Regions from separate parts of the Homo sapiens genome. Here region 2 is linked to region 1. A link is an interaction called in ENCODE POLR2A ChIA-PET data of the cell type or tissue named here. Cell type or tissue: PC-9. All regions are shown on one strand. Links, peaks and the distances in the headings refer to the core of each region. The heading gives the core; the rest is flanking DNA.

Region 1 (8,171 bases), core at 1,942-5,941:
AGCACAGGCACATTCATCCCTTACATAATATCTGTGGCTGCTTTCTCATTACAACAGAGTTGAGTACTTGTGACAGAGATCATATGGCTCACAGCACTGAAAATATTTACTATCTGGTCCTTTACAGAAGAAGTTTGCTGACACCTGATTTAAATGATGGCTTGGCGAAACCTAAATGCTTAGTAAGTGTTTACTATTGTTCTCACTATTATTATAAAAGTTCACCCTGATGTCTTGGAGAACAAACCTCTCCCATCCATTAAGAGCCTGATACAGTCATATTCCAAATAGTTTATCCTTCCATCATAATTCTGAAGCCTCTCTCTTAGAAAATCCATACATGTTTTAGGCCTGTATCATGAGGGCAGTAGCTTGGTAGAATAAGGCTTCTACTTTCCAGGAAAACTACAGAGTCACTTTAATTAATCATGTATAGCTGACCTATCAAAAGGTCTTGGTTTTTGGCACAGTTGTAGCATGGGTTTTCCAGGTCAGACAAACAAATATGTTTGCTAGGAATGCACGAAGCAATGGGCTGATTTTTCCCCTGTTCTAGGTCATTCTGGGCATGTTCTCTGAGGATAGGAAAGATTATTACCTAAAAAAGCCCTGCTATTTCTGCAAGTCAAGTGTAAAGATAAAAAAGAATAATGGGAGAGATCATAAACTAATCTAGATTCATAATAAAATAAAAATAATAATTATTTTACTGACCCAGGTAGAAATACTGGTTTAATTGGTGTCAGTGCAAAATACAAGGCTAAAATGGATCTATTCTCCATACAGTATGCAGAGTAATCTTTGAAAACACAAATCAGATTGAAAACACAAATCAGATTAGGTACCTCCCTTGACTAAAATCTTCCAGCAGCTTCTTATTTTAGCATAAAGTCCAAATTCCATGATCCTGCTCTAGTTCCTTCTCTGACCTTAATCTGCCACTCTTCTCCCCTCACTCCCTTGAGCCAAGCTCATAAGCCTTCTTTCATTCCTAGCACATGCCAAGCATGCTCTGCCTTCGGATGTTTGCACCTGCTTTCGTCTCTTCCCTCTGCCTGGAAGAGTGTGTCCGTATATCTTCACAGGGCTGACTCCTGCTCACATGCTGGTCTTGGCTCAAATGGCACTTCCCCAACCAACCTTCTCTCAAGACCACCCACTCACACTCTCCATCACATCTTCCCATTTTATTTCACTCATAGCCCTCATCACTAGCTGAAATTATCTTGTTTCTTCATTTGCCTCCTTAATCTTTGTGCATCTCCCTCCATTAGTACATAAGCTCTATGAGAACCTGGAATATCTTCTTTTATATAATAGGTAGCTAATAAATCATCATTAAATGAATGAATGAATGAACCAGCAGGATTTTTACCCTACAACTATAAAACATGTCTGAAGTAGAAAATAAGAAATTTTTAGGGAAAATTAATTTAGGTCAAAGAGCAATATGCGGTCAGAATGCAAAAAATAAGTGTCAAGTAGTAGAACTATTCAGAATGTGCTTTTGAAATGCATTCTCCTACATGGGTCCTATCTCCTACCATTTAGGCAACATACTTGGAAAGTCTATGGGAGGTATATTTTAACTAGTAATTACATTATTTCTTGTCAATCTTCATCTACCTGCCATTAAGGCCAGCAAAAAAAAAATGAAATTCCCAAGTGCTGAGCTCACTTAAATACCTGGGGGTAATTTTTCCCTTCAATGTCTCTGGGATCATGGTTAAAAAGTCAAGTCCCTCTTTCAGAAGAGAACAAAAATCACTTATAAACACTCTTTGAACATTTTGTTTATAGTTCCCTTTGTAGTTTCTAAAAAATGCATGAGAAGCTATTAACATACAAAGCCTAGTAGGGAAAATAGCCTTGTACCTTAAACTAGTTCTCCAATATTTTCACAAAAAATAAAAATAGACTTGTCACATGGAAGAAATGATGTCATTTATCCTTGGAAAGACCTCTAACAGACATTCATCTGTACTGTTACTAAACTTAGACAAACACTCCACAATAGAATGACAGACCTAAACAGCCCCTTAAGTTACCTACACACAGATGAACTAAGGCTGCTGTTCAGCAGACATCATATTTTTCAGGATCCACTCCTAGGACAAAACATATCTCATGCATTAGGCAGTAGCATATGGATATTATCATTAAAAATGGACTCGTGTACATACAATGTAAATGTATGCAGTTCATACATGTAAAAGGTTCTAGATTTAACTTTAGAGATGAAAAAGGGGGAAAGTTAAAATAATTTATTGAATTTAGAGAAAAACTCTTATTGCATTTAAATGAAAGACACTTAGTCTGAATGCCAACCTTATTTTCTAGCTCAGACATTATTTTTATAGTTGAATAGTGAAAATCTTTTAATTCATTTATTCAACAATGCCTTATTAAGTACCTATTATGTACTAAGTGAAATTCCAAGGTTGCACAGAGCTTATGTACTAGTGGAGGCAAACAGACAATTATAAAGTAAGCAAATAAATTTAATCCAGATTTAAATCTGGTGGTTCTAAATGTCAAGCAAGATCTCTGAAATAATAGTCCTGACCCATCTTTAATATTCTTCATGTAGATTATTTTATACCTATCTGGACAGATCTAGGAAACATTAACTCTAGCAAGAATTCAGAATTTCATTAAGATACAGATTCCAGTGAGATATGCGGGGCAGATGAGAAGTATGTCTTCCAGTAGGATTATATTTTTATTGAACTGAAAGAGGATTCTACCCAGATTTTACTGAAACAAATTAAATATTGGACATTTGTTCTAATCATGTAACAAAATGCATTTTCTAAATGGAGTTTATAGAATAGCTTTTACCTATTTGGTGGATAAGAAAGATTAGTGTTCACGGAGCGACATGTATTGTTTGCATGGAGAGCATGCCCTGAGACCATCTCTAAAGAACACACACATACATAGGAAGACTCTGGGCTCTACCTGTCAACTGCACAGTCTCTGCCCAGTGCCAGGAACCATTACTTCATTTAAACCTTGCGAACAACCTGACCAGGCAGGTAAGAAAACAGACAGAAACTCAGAGTTAAGTGATGTGTGAAGATTCACATAGCTAGTAGGTCAGTGGGAGAGCCTAGATTTTTATTTAGGTCTGACTTTAGAGTCCATAAACATTCAACCATTTCACTCGGGTCTCTCAGTTGAGAAATGTCATTTAAACATAAATCTGAATCTAGACAGTATTATGGTCCACTTGGCTATTTTCCTAAAGTGAAGTGCCTAGATCCACTGGACAAACTCCAGAGCATTTGAAGAACTCATTTTGACAATGCCCAGCAAAGATACTTGGTCTTAGTGCTTTTGTTTTTCACTATGAGCCTTAATGCAAAAGAAGTATTGACATTGAAGCATGATTTCTGTATCACAGGAGGGCTCCTGGACACTTGGGAGGCATTTACACTAAAGAGTCTTCTAATTTAAATTTTTAACTAGGAAATATTTCAAACAAACAAAAAAGTAAAGAAAAATAATGTAACAGATGCCTATGTAACCACCTCCAAGATTAAGGAGATGCTAACTGTTGGGGTGGGGATGGGGTGCATTTTAATGCACTCTAAGGTTTGGGAGCAATAACTACTCATTTCTCTTGCTGTTTTCTTCCTTTTGACAGCATGCTTGACCACAGGGTACATATGTTCTTCATTGCTTTCTGCCATGTGACAAGCTACATTTCAAAGGCCCCTGTGTGGGAGGGCTAGCCCTGTTGGTGACTGGATGAGCACTCCTGTGTATTTCTATGGGTCCAATATTTTGAATTCCAGATCTGAGCCACATTTGCATCATCTATTTAGCTAGTAATAAATGTGGCATTTTGTTGACCACCTGTCTGACTTTGACTGCCTTCTATTTGGTCCAGAACTTAGGTGAGAAGAAGGGTGCTATTTTGAGGGACTCCTCAAATTCCAACATTAAAATTTGTCCATACTCAGAACTCTCCTTTTAAAAATGAATAAAAGTTAACATTATAGCTAAAGCTTTCTTCCATCCCACACCTCATTTTCTTCTTCTTCCCCTAGGGCTACCCACTAAGCTTAATGTATCCTTCCTATACATGTTTTGGTAATTTTACTGTATAGTTATATGTCTGTAAACAATCTTATATTGTTTTATGTGTTTTACAATTTTGTAAAATGGCTTCATCCTGCACACATCCTTTTGAAACCCACCTTTTTCACTCCATGTTATTGTTCAGATTTTTCCATGTTGATACATACATAGATCTAGTCATTTTAACTACTGTATAGTATTTAATCATATGAATAACCCACAGTTGTTCTTTCCCATTTTATCCTCAGAGTGAGCAACACTACAATTAATTTTATTGTATGTTTCCTTGTATCAGAATTTTTCAGTGGTAGATATCTAGATGAGTTAACAAATACTAGCTGATGTGGTAAATAAACTCTGAAATGTCAATGGCTTAACATAATGAAAATTTATTTCTCACTTAATGTAAAGCCCAAGTCGATGTGGGGAACAGGGAGAGACAACCATTTCACAGGGCCATCCAAAGATCCAGTCTGAAGGATGTTCTGCCCCTGTTCAAGATCAGCCTGTTTGTCAACATCTAGCCAGAAGGCGAAGAAAGAAAAAGCGAAGATACACCAGCTTTTTAATCTCTCTGGCTCAGAAATTTCACACATTACTTCCACTTACCTTCTATTGGTGAGAAACAGTAGTACACTTAAATGTTATCCAGCTAAGAAATATGGACGTTGATTGGGCAGCCTCATTCCCAAGACTACCCTACCCGTGGAATGGGGAACATAATGTTTACAGGATAGCTGACCATCTCGCCGCAACACCTAAAAGTGGTATTGCTGGTTCTTTCAAAGAAGAGTTATTCACTATAAAGTTTTTATTTTCTGGCCTTTTCCTTGTACTAAAGGGTGTTGTTATAGGCTTGCGAGGCTTTTTGGCAGCAGAAATAGGTGGAATCACTACTAGCTTCTCTTTGTTATCATCAAATCTGCTGGTATGAGGAAAGAGAGCCATTGTTGGTTGTTAATTGCTGGTGGTGGGGTGAGGGAAGGGTAACACAGCAGACTCCTCTCACTGTCACTTTCCCAGACTTTGAATGAGACTTTGACAGAGCCTTCAATTACTGCAATGCCTGTGATCTCATTAGAAAAATCTTATTAAATCTAAAGAAATAGACCAGAAGAATATCAGATTGGTTTTACCAAAACATTATGCCAACAAAAGTTCCAAAGGCAGATTTTCTGAGGCCAATATAGCTAAAGAACTTCTTGGGCTAGGACAGAGATGTAGCTTGGATTCTTCCTCTATCCTTCCAAAACTCTGGCTTGCCTTTAGACCCTTGTATACTCTCTGGTCATCTAACTGAGTGAAAACAGGAAACACAATCCTATTAAAAAGACCTGGGGATAATGTAAAACTAATCCTACACATATTTAGATGAAGTAACAATTGGTGCCAAGAGGAGGGAAGGTATTTGGGAAAAATGGAGTTTTAAGTCTTTCTTTTAAAAAGAGGCTTTAAAAATACAGGGAAAACTAAAAAATATCTCACTTTTAGCAAAGTACCTTCCAATCACCTATAGAAAGTCATTTTCTATAGAAAATCCCTCTTCCCACCCAAGTTCTGGACCAAATAAAAGGAAGTCAGAGTCAGATAGATGGACAACAAAATGCTTTTCTACAGGTGATTGCTATTTGACTAATTGCAAATGCTGCCACAATCTCTAATTATGGGTTGACATAATTAGAGTTGACAATTACGTGAGACTAAGGAAAAAGTAACATAACTACAGTTAAGCTAAGAGATTGTCAGGTTTTCTCTCACAAATATGTTGCAGCCATCAAAAAAGAATAATCGTGTGCTGATATAGAATTATCTCTAAGATATATTTAAATTTAAAAAGCATGTGTAAACAGTGTATGTATTATGTAAATATTTGTGTAAAAAGAAGATATATGTATATATAAATGCCTACACATGTATTTGCTTATGTAGGAAACAATATCTCTAGAATTATTAAAAAAAAAAAAGAAAAAAAAGAAACCTGTAACAATAGTTACTTCTAGAGAGGGGAATGGATTCCAAGGCAGGGAGGTCAACTAACTCATCACCATACACTCTTTTATGTTTGAATGTGCTGTATAAATGTGTGCATGTGTGTGTGAATGTGTTTGTGTATTTATGGTGAAGCATAGAGAGGTACAGTAGTCAATTCCACACCCTACTGAGAATAGAGTTTCAAATTAAGGATTCAAGTGTAGTGAAAGTAGACACAGTTATCATTTGAAATTAAAGGGAAAGGAAAGCCAAATATTATAAGGCCTATCCTCAAATTGTTTTAAGTTAATGCTCCTCAATCTCGTTTTGGCCCCAAACACATTGAAGGATCCACATTGTTCATGAACAGCCACTCCTCTTAAAGGTGAGTCTCAGTTTAGTGCCACGTACTTCGTAGGTCTAGGACATGTAGCCTTAAACTTGTTCCAGGGGCCATTGGCAGAGAGGGATGGGAGAGTAGAACATTCCCAAAAATGTAATCACAGAATGGTTTGCTTTAAAGGAACATATCCTTAGAAAACTATTAGACAGGCTTTTGAACCATTATTGTTTTGTGTTCCCCTATTATAACTAAGATAATTTCTACATATTATTTCTCTCTCTCTCTCTCTCTCTCTCTCTATATATATATATATATATATATATATTCTGCTTAGTGCCATCTTGCCAGCTAATGCATTTTGCATTAAAATGCTTCGATCAGCCTCAGCTAAACCCAATATAGGATCCTGTTTCTTTCCCATCCTGATCTAAAGGGTAGCATATGAAAACCTTGGGGAAGGAGAGGGGCAATACTATCCTTTGGTGATTCTGATACCAAGTCCAATTTAACATCTATACTTACTCATTCAGGCAGCCATTCTTGGTGAATAAATTGTTCAGAATCAAATATCAAACTGGTGGCCCATTGGGTCATTATAGCCTTCTACCTGAGGGGGAAATTAAACTGAATCAAAGGAAAGTTTCACCAGATTCTTCTCAATGTACTAAAAAGAACAAAAACTACCATAACAATTCTAAGAATTTGTGATCCTAGTATAATACAGCCATGACTTACTGGGACATAACTGAACACTTTATAGAGTGACACTTTCCAAAGATTCTTGTGAGCTTTTACTTAAATTTTTCCCATAAATTTACTAATTACCCTTATCAAAAGGAAATTCATGACATAGCTCAATGCTAAGAGTCCAGGGAACAAAGTAAAGGCTGGAAATAGTGACCTGGTTTCACTAGAAATTGCAGGAAAGTACTGGTTTATAGGTCACTGGTTTTTTTGTGCCAGAAATGTCTGACTAAATTAGGTTACATCCTGCAGGCCCTTCACCTGTCTCTCACGTAAATAACATTACCCAAGGGTGTCCTCTCAGCCCTACTCATGACTGGCACAAAGACATTTCAGCCCACATAAATTACCTTTTTTCTGGTTTTGTGAGAAACTTGGTTCCCTCAAATGGTTGTGATATGAAAATTCGCTCAAAGCCGAAGGTGAATGATAAAATAAAATGGGCTCTAAAAGGACACTTCTACATCTAAATTCAAGAATTCTATGGTTCTAGGATATAGTATAAAAATTAATGGAATCTGTTTCACATAAGCAAGCAGATTTAGGATTAGAAGCATGTCATAACTTGAAGGCAACCCAAAATTTATTTTTAGGCTACATGAATCTTTCAGAGTTCTTGATTTCAGACAATGAAACTCCCCCTAGGTAGTTTAGGCAGCAAAAGGAATTGTATTAAAGATTTTAAGCAGTTCTTGGAATCTCAGTGAGGGCTACAGAATAAACCATGGCTGCTCTGAGGCTGGGAGCCATATGAAAGTTACACAGATGGTTCCAGGGGGCACTCTATTGCTGCTGTGCCTGGGCACAGACAACCCAGCTTTTGCCCCGAGTGGCGGACACTGGAAACTCTGCCTAGAACCTCTGGCAACATCTCTGGAAGGTAGAGCCTCTCCCTCTATCTGCCATGATGGATTCTGTGAGATGCCTCACTCACTCCAGCATGGAGGTCTCAATAAGATGGGTCTAATTGGCAGAACCTGGACACTAGATCCTCAAATTGAAGATGTCAGGAGAGTTTCTGACTTCA
Region 2 (8,171 bases), core at 2,714-6,713, 110 kb before region 1:
ACCTTCCATCAGGTCTGTCCCTGACACGTGGGGATTACATTTTGACATGAGATTTGGGTGGGGACACAGAACCAAACCATATTAGAAGGGGATCGCTTATTAAACCTCACTGGAATAATTTACCTGGTCTTGAAGGGAAACTAATTTTGCTCTTTTGAGAATGAGCAGCAAGGATAATACACAGCTCTGAGTCTCTCTCCACCTGAGGCGTAATGGGTTTTTCAAAATCTACTGACTTCCTGCAGCTAAAAAGTCTCAGATCCACATCAACATTTTCTGAATTGCCACAATGGAAAGATAAAGAAGTATTTTGGGGGGCTTTTGCAGAAGAAGGCGCTAAGAGTCCAATTTCACCAAGGTGGAGCCTCGTTTCACCAAAGACATGCAAAAGACTGAGCCATAGGTTCTGAAGAGAATTCCAAAGAGTTCTGAAGCATTCTGAGCTTGATGTTTCTACTAATTCAGACATTAGGTCGCATTTGAAAAAGAAAATCTCATTATTTTAGAGTTAGTCCTCACATATATTTCAAGAAAAATGTCACAGGATGTTTAAAGGTGTAGTGCTCTATGTATAAAATGTGGTTTTCTTTAGTTGTTATTTTCTCATCTTTGCATTGCGCATAATGAATAAAGAAACAGCAGGATCTTATGATAGAAAAAGAAGAGCCAACATTTGTTTTCCACATTTGGGTTTACAACCTTGCCTTTTTCTTGTTTGTTTGTTTGTTTGTTTTTCTTCGTCTTAAATAACTGAAAATCCCAAGTCTTTAGAAGAGGATTATACATCCAAGAAAGAGTCTTGGCCTAAGGTGAAAGAGCTTTTCACAGGGAGTTAGGAGAGTTGAGGTCTATTTACCATCTTCAGCCACTGGCCAACCAGTCCAAGGACTTCATGTCCCTCAATCTCTCTGCCTTGATTCATTCATCCAATTCGAAGCTGGACTAGATAATCTTTTAGGTCCTTCCAAGCTAGTGTTTGTTTAATAATTTTCCTCTGAGAATTCCAGAAGTCTTTCCATGACTCACCCAGCTAAGAGTCCATTTAGGGAAAGCAGAGGGGCCACAGCTCTGTTCTCATCACCAAAGAACTAGTCAGGCTCAGAAAGTTATTTCAGCCAAAGGTAGTGTGGGGACAGTGTGTTCAGACACAGAGCAGGGAAAGCTGATAGAATTAATGAACCTGATAATACAGGCACTGGGATGGTGTTGCTCTCCAGCTTGGGGCTTGACAGATAAAACTGGCTTTTGCTCAGAATCCTGCTGTAATGAAAAGGTATGCTAGAGGGAGACCTAAACACAAGGGCAGGTGGCTCTGCCACAAACATCATCTGACCTTTGGCCAGTCACTCACCCTCTCTGGGACACAATTTCTGTGTGTGTGTGTGTGTGTGTGTGTGTATGTATGTGTGTGTGTGTATATATATATATATATATATATATATATATATATATATATATGAAAAGAAGGTAATAAAGTCAGCCCTGCGTTGCTTAGTGGTTTTGATAAGGTCAAAACATATATGGAAGCAAAAGAGTTTGAAAACCATAAAATGATTCATAAACAGAAGGATTGCAATTAGCTTTGGAAGTTGTTTCTGCTCCTGTGCAGGGTGGGTCTAGGGAGGAAGCAGGGGCTGGGGAATTTCAGCACAGGAGTGGAGAGGGGAGAGTCTAGGCAGAGCTATGAAGGGAGGTGAGGTTGGGATCCATGAGAGAACCAGTGGATGCAGGGGAAGAGCTGCTGCCTAACAACCAAGTTCAGGCTAGGGTGTTAGAAGTTCAGAGCCTAATATGTCCACATCCCCACTCCTCACTGACGCTCCCGCTTCTAAAGACCCTCTGTTTGTTGTTGAGAGCTAGGCCTTACTGCTGATAATTCTGTTGCCATGTTTCTTCCCAACAGAAAATAGCTACCTATGGACTACATAGCTGATGTCTCACCTTAGAATTCTCTTGCCTCATGAGACAGAAGACGAGCCCTGGCAGTCTGCAGTAGAAGCAGATGCCTTGATCACTTATAGGACAGGACTTAATAGACAAGTGAGGTAGGGACAATGCTGAAATAAAAACCAGGCTAGGTAATAGGAATAATCATCATCATAGTTACTGTTTATGGAGCACTCTGTGCCAGATGCTGAGCTAAATGCTTTATATACATTTCTTATTTAACCTTCACATCTGCACTATGAATTTGTTATATTATGAATTTACTCCAGTTTAGAGAGGCCGTGGATCTTACTTGAACTGCTTATTGTATTCTCTAGATAAAATTGACTTGGAACTTTGTTTGGAATCTAAATTCTATACTCAATCATTATGCTGTTCTGCTTCTCTTGGGTCCACAGATTCTTATCAAGTCACCCCAAAGTTATCCGGACTTTAGCAGAATCCCAAAGTAGAAATCAAATCAGTCCTGTGCAGTGAAGAGACCAGGATGCAACAGTGTTGCCCAGAAGTGCCTGACTTGCTCCTTTTATTTGACTAGAATAAATAAAATAAAAATAAAAACAGCTGTAGCTCCTTTAGTGAGGTGAAGTGTTATTTTCCTTTTGGAGCCATTCTGTACTTGTTTAGGAAAAGTAAGACGTCCTAGAAGGCACAGGAAATGATTTGTTGTTGGCTCTTTTAGCTAGCAGTGTGCTGATGCTGGCTGGCACTGCCACATACCTTCCCACAAGAGCCAATTGTGTGCATCTCTTCCCAAATCCAATTCAATGAGTTTTGGTTGGTAACTTGAACTTTGCCAAGATGGGAGTATTTACACCATGGAAAATGGCAAACACTACAAATCAGAGCTTTGTTTTCTTGCAGAGCCAGTTGTTAAACATTTACCTACATACCGCTGATTCCAGCCCTGTTTGTCATTTTGTTCCATAAATTTTATATGCCAAAGAAGAGTTGTTTCTGAAATATGGTATTCAAAAGGATGTCTTAATTCTACATACCTAGATATTATACATGAATTAAGGAGCCATTTTAATATGCACAGCTGAGGACGACTGCTAAAAGTTGCCTAATCAAACATGCTCTAGACCACTGGATGCGAGTAACTGGACCCTTCCTTATTGCCAGGCCTTGTAGAGCACCTTGCCGCCAGAGCTGCCATCTGTGCCTGCAAGAGAAAGGAACTGTGATTAGTTTCCTTTGGTGAGGTCTGGCAGCTCAAATTGTGACAGGGAGACTGCATGTGTGTGCAAATGACCTTTTCCTTCTTGACATTTTAACATATCAGAGATAATAACATGAATAAATTAATCAAATGATGGAGATGAATGGATTCATTTGAGGAAAATATTTTGTCAGATCATCTACCTTTTCAACTACATCTACATTAACCAGAAATGGCATTTTTTATGTTATCCATAGGATCACCTCCCCTTATTTCCCATGGAAATGGAAGCTAGGAGTAGAAAGAAGAAGCAGAACTACAGATTACACCCATATCTGCGTGTTGCTGTTACTTCCAGAGTCTTCCTCTTAAGCCTTTGTCTGAAATGGAGTGCGGGCTGTGTGTTCAGCTGTTCTAGCCCCTCCTTCTCCGTCCTTGTGGGTGCTCATGGGGAGGAGGACGTGAGCACTATCCAGCATTCACTGGGGAGGTAGAAATGTCTGTTAGGCACTTATCTCAACATTCTTTAACTAGAGCTATGAGAAGGTAGCACTGGATAATCTCTCTTACTAAGGTCCTCTCTAGCGCAAAGATTCTGTGGCTAAATAATTGACATTTGTGTGGCCCAGGGTGCATGCAACCTTTTAAGCGCTGCTCCTGACAGTCTGAGAGAGAACTGGGTTTCAGTTCCAATTCCCCAGCCATATAAAGACCTTTATTCTTTCAAAGGCTACTTATTTTCCTAATCTGGACTTAGCAGGTGGAAGGATACATTTCCTCAGATTTCCAAGTAAAATAGTAGCCAGCACTGTAGTAAAAATAACAAACAGGATATTAAATGACCCACCCTGTGTGGCCAATAGCTGGCATGTCCCAGTGCTGACAGGGTGGGAAGGCTCTGGGACCACTGTGAGGGCCCTGCCTGGGGCAGTCTGGCGTCTGTTGGGCGCTGCTCCTGGTGTGTAGAGTCTTATATAATACCCGGGCACAGTAGCCTGCCCCTCCCTGCTGCGGTATTTCACAGGACACAGGATTAGCAAGCTAGAGCCAAGCTCTATTTCTGGAAGGCAGAAAGTTCAGCTGAAGAGTAGCCACTGGGAAGACACTCATTTACGCCACTGAGGGAAGCAGAGATAGAGACTCCTAGGGAGAAAATTATTTTGGCAGGCTATTTTGCACAGATAATTTAAGAACATTCGGGATCAGGGTAGGGGAAGAAAATAGAATAAACAAACTGGAAAAGTAACTATTTCCCCTGTTGTCACCCTTCTTTGGCTGCTGTACAGATTCAAACCTAGGATTTTAAAAGTATAATTTATCCAATACCTGATTAAACAAGACTTGATGATTAAGTCTTTGCCACCAACCTAAACTTACATTTGAATACACACTATACCTTAGTAAGTACAGTAAATTCTGATGACTCATCACCCTGGGGAATCTCTATTAATCCAAATCCCAGATCTCCAAGCCAGGCTGGACATTGTTTTCAAATTCATGTGAGAGAAGGGGCACCGCTATTGTGTATATACTGATCTGTATTATTGCTTCCCTAGGCCATTAATTCCTTCAGGACAGAACACAGTAGGAGGTATGGTGATAATTCAATATAGCTAATTAAGGAAAAATGATCTGAACACGTATGTCTTTGGTGGTGGCGATGGTTGTGTGTGTATATGTTTTGGCAGAATGGGTAAGTGAAGTCTGTTAGAAATGACAGTTCTGAAAAGGGGTAGGTCCAAACCTGGGAAGGGGAGAGACAAGCTGGGATCTCGGAACAGGAGGTAAAAACCAGCAAGCAAAAGGCATGTTGAAAGCAGAGACACTCCGATATGTGAGTAGAGTCAAACCCAGAAGACAGGAACCAGATCAGGAAAGAGCTGTCATACAACAGGAGGGATACAGAATGTGAACCAGGAAGCTATACTGTGAAAACACCCTGGATATTTCCTGAAGCCCCAACATTAGCAAAGAGAATGCATGCACCAGGGCCCAGATCAATCGACCCCGTTTGTGCAACAGGTAGGGGTTTCTATCACCCAAATATTTTAATGTAGTATTCGATATCTGATGTGTATTCAGGTGAGCATAGGTTGTTTGCTGAAGTCACATTTGGAAACTTCCTTCAGAGGCAAGTTTTTGAACAACACAAGAAAATAAATATCATGAGTTCTTTGTCAATGGCTTTATTAATTTTACTCTTTCTATTTAAGCAGAGGGGTGAAAGGCCAGATTTGTGCCAGATAGAGGTTGGAGTGTGCCTGGAATGCCTGTTAGGAGGCCATTATAGTGGTCTAGAAGAGATGATGGTGACCCAGACAAGGAGTTGAGGGGAGGAGTTTGGAGATGCATTAAAGGGAGCAGAGTTGAGTGCCAGTTAGACAATTGATTGCAAAATTCAAATGCCTACAGGCTTCTGTCTGTGTTTTAAATTTTCCTTAATAATGTTTTTAATTGTAAGAAAACAAGAGATAGTTCTAGATCCCTGAGGAATCGCCACACTGACTTCCACAATGGTTGAACTAGTTTACAGTCCCACCAACAGTGTAAAAGTGTTCCTATTTCTCCACATCCTCTCCAGCACCTGTTGTTTCCTGACTTTTTAATGATTGCCATTCTAACTGGTGTGAGATGATATCTCATAGTGGTTTTGATTTGCATTTCTCTGATGGCCAGTGATGATGAGCATTTTTTCATGTGTTTTTTGGCTGTATAAATGTCTTCTTTTGAGAAGTGTCTGTTCATGTCCTTCGCCCACTTTTTGATGGGGTTGTTTGTTTTTTTCTTGTAAATTTGTTTGAGTTCATTGTAGATTCTGGATATTAGCCCTTTGTCAGATGAGTAGGTTGCGAAAATTTTCTCCCATGTTGTAGGTTGCCTGTTCACTCTGATGGTAGTTGCGGCATTATTCACAATAGCAAAGACTTGGAACCAACCCAAATGTCCAACAATGATAGACTGGATTAAGAAAATGTGGCACATATACACCATGGAATACTATGCAGCCATAAAAAATGATGAGTTCATGTCCTTTGTAGGGACATGGATGAAATTGGAAACCATCATTCTCAGTAAACTATCGCAAGAACAAAAAACCAAACACCACATATTCTCACTCATAGGTGGGAATTGAACAATGAGATCACATGGACACAGGAAGGGGAATATCACACTCTGGGGACTGTGGTGGGGTCGGGGGAGTGGGGAGGGATAGCATTGGGAGATATACCTAATGCTAGATGACACGTTAGTGGGTGCAGCGCACCAGCATGGCACATGTATACATATGTAACTAACCTGCACAATGTGCACATGTACCCTAAAACTTAAAGTATAATAATAATAATAATTAAAAAAGAAAAAAAAAAAAAAAAAGAAAAAAAAAAAAAAGCAACATTACAAAGGTAGTTATGCACATGTCTGCTTTAAGAAGCTGAAGTGAAAAAAGGATTTGCATGTAATGAATCTTTAAATTATTTCCTTTATGTCTTAAGAAGTCACCTCAACAGCTTGCCCAGTGTTCTTGTAATGCAGGAGATGGACTTATGATGCATAAAAGAGAGGGGACAATCTTCTCTATGGTTATGATTCTGTTGGTTCGTGGTTAATGAGGGGCCCTCTCTAAGTTCATGGTAGGAGCCAGGCATTAGTGATTCTTTATAGCTGTGAAGGGTGAGTGGCCTTTCTCTATCTCATCTTTTCTAAGAGTTTCAGTTCTGAACGCATGAACGTCTGTACTGAAACTATATTAGTGTAAAGGGAAGGAAAGTGATCATGTACAATTCAGTTAAAGATATCTACTTTATAAACAGATTAAAATATATCTATATGTAAAAAAAAAAAAAAAAAAAGAAAACAAGAGATAGAAGAGAAACCAAAAGTTAAAGGAGACTTAAATATAGCTACCACTTGCAACACAGGAATATCATTTGGATCCTTGATTCAAGCAAATTGTTAAAAAGTTTGAGACTTGGAAAATTGATCAGTGACTTTTTGCATTAAGAAATTATTATTACTTTACATGTGATAAGAGTATTGTGGGTTTTTTTGAGTCCTTTTAGAGGTATGTGCTGAGATACTTACAAATGAAATTATATGACTGGAGTTTGCTTTAAAAATATTGGGGAGTAGGAAGGGGCTAGTGCAAACAATATTGGCTTTGAGTTGATATTTGTTAAGGCTTCATGATGAGTTCTTGAGCTCCTTATACATGGAGCCGGGGCTTTATTTGTGTTGACAACTGCTAGTGCCATGTGCCAGAAACTTCTTTCAGAGCTACATGGTCTGTTCTGCTGAAGTAGAGTAACTTTCCTATTGCACTAGGATGAAGACATCCAAATGTGCACATAATAGATGAAACAGCTACAAGAAGGTGGGAGTTGTAGAAGAGCTTTTTTTGTTTATTTTAAATGTATATATTCAGCTCTTTCTGTTAAAAAATGGAAAAAAAAGAAGCATTTTGGAATTAACCAAGATGAGTAATGATGTTGTCAGAGAGGAAAATTGCCTCCCTTCTCTTTTTCTTTCTTAGTAGCTGAACTTTGTTTTGCAAGCTTCATTGTTACCCAAAATAAAGACTACATCTCCCAGCCTCCCTTATGAGGTGTGGCCATGTAGTGTGAGCAGAAATGTTAGCTGGGGCTTCCTGGAAGGCTCCTTAGAGGGAACTGACTCATCTGAGTGGTATGTCCTTCTTTTCTTCTCCCTTCACTTTTTCCTTATGCCTGGAATACAAACATGAGGTATAGAGTTCCAGTAAGCATGCTGGACCATGAGGTGGTCTTGAGGATGAAACCCACATACCTCATGTGGCCAAGCAGAAAGATAGGAGGAGCCTAGTGCTCCTTCTGAGGACTCTGGTGACTTGGAACTGCCTACCTCTGGGCTTATTTTATCAAACAAGAATAAACCTTTATGTGGTTAAGCCACAGTTACTTTAGGTTTTTAATTATATGCAGATGGACTTAATGCTATTGGATACACATAACTGATTATTTATTGTGAATAAAACACCATCTATTTGGTGTTATCTATCAAAAGTTAAAGTGTATAGAGTTATTGA

The links. Peaks named below come from ENCODE experiments on the same cell type or tissue, not always from the same donor. Only the 100,000 strongest peaks of a DNase experiment are listed, where the experiment ranks them.
Region 2: POLR2A ChIA-PET joins it to region 1 with 11 read pairs; 2 of 35 experiments call an interaction of 5 or more read pairs at or near these places.

What each region holds. Positions count from the first base shown.
Region 1 is chr5:115,313,047-115,321,217 of GRCh38, reverse strand. LOC105379129 (a long non-coding RNA gene) reads right to left here. Exons shown (of 5, transcript XR_948684.3): 2 at 6,923-7,007. Among named protein-coding and RNA genes, the nearest start is that of CCDC112, 20 kb to the right of the region's middle. In PC-9, for the core only: no CTCF peak of the experiment used is centred there; no DNase peak of the experiment used is centred there.
Region 2 is chr5:115,419,606-115,427,776 of GRCh38, reverse strand. No RefSeq gene overlaps it. Among named protein-coding and RNA genes, the nearest start is that of FEM1C, 120 kb to the left of the region's middle. In PC-9, for the core only: no CTCF peak of the experiment used is centred there; no DNase peak of the experiment used is centred there; H3K27ac peaks cover 658 bases.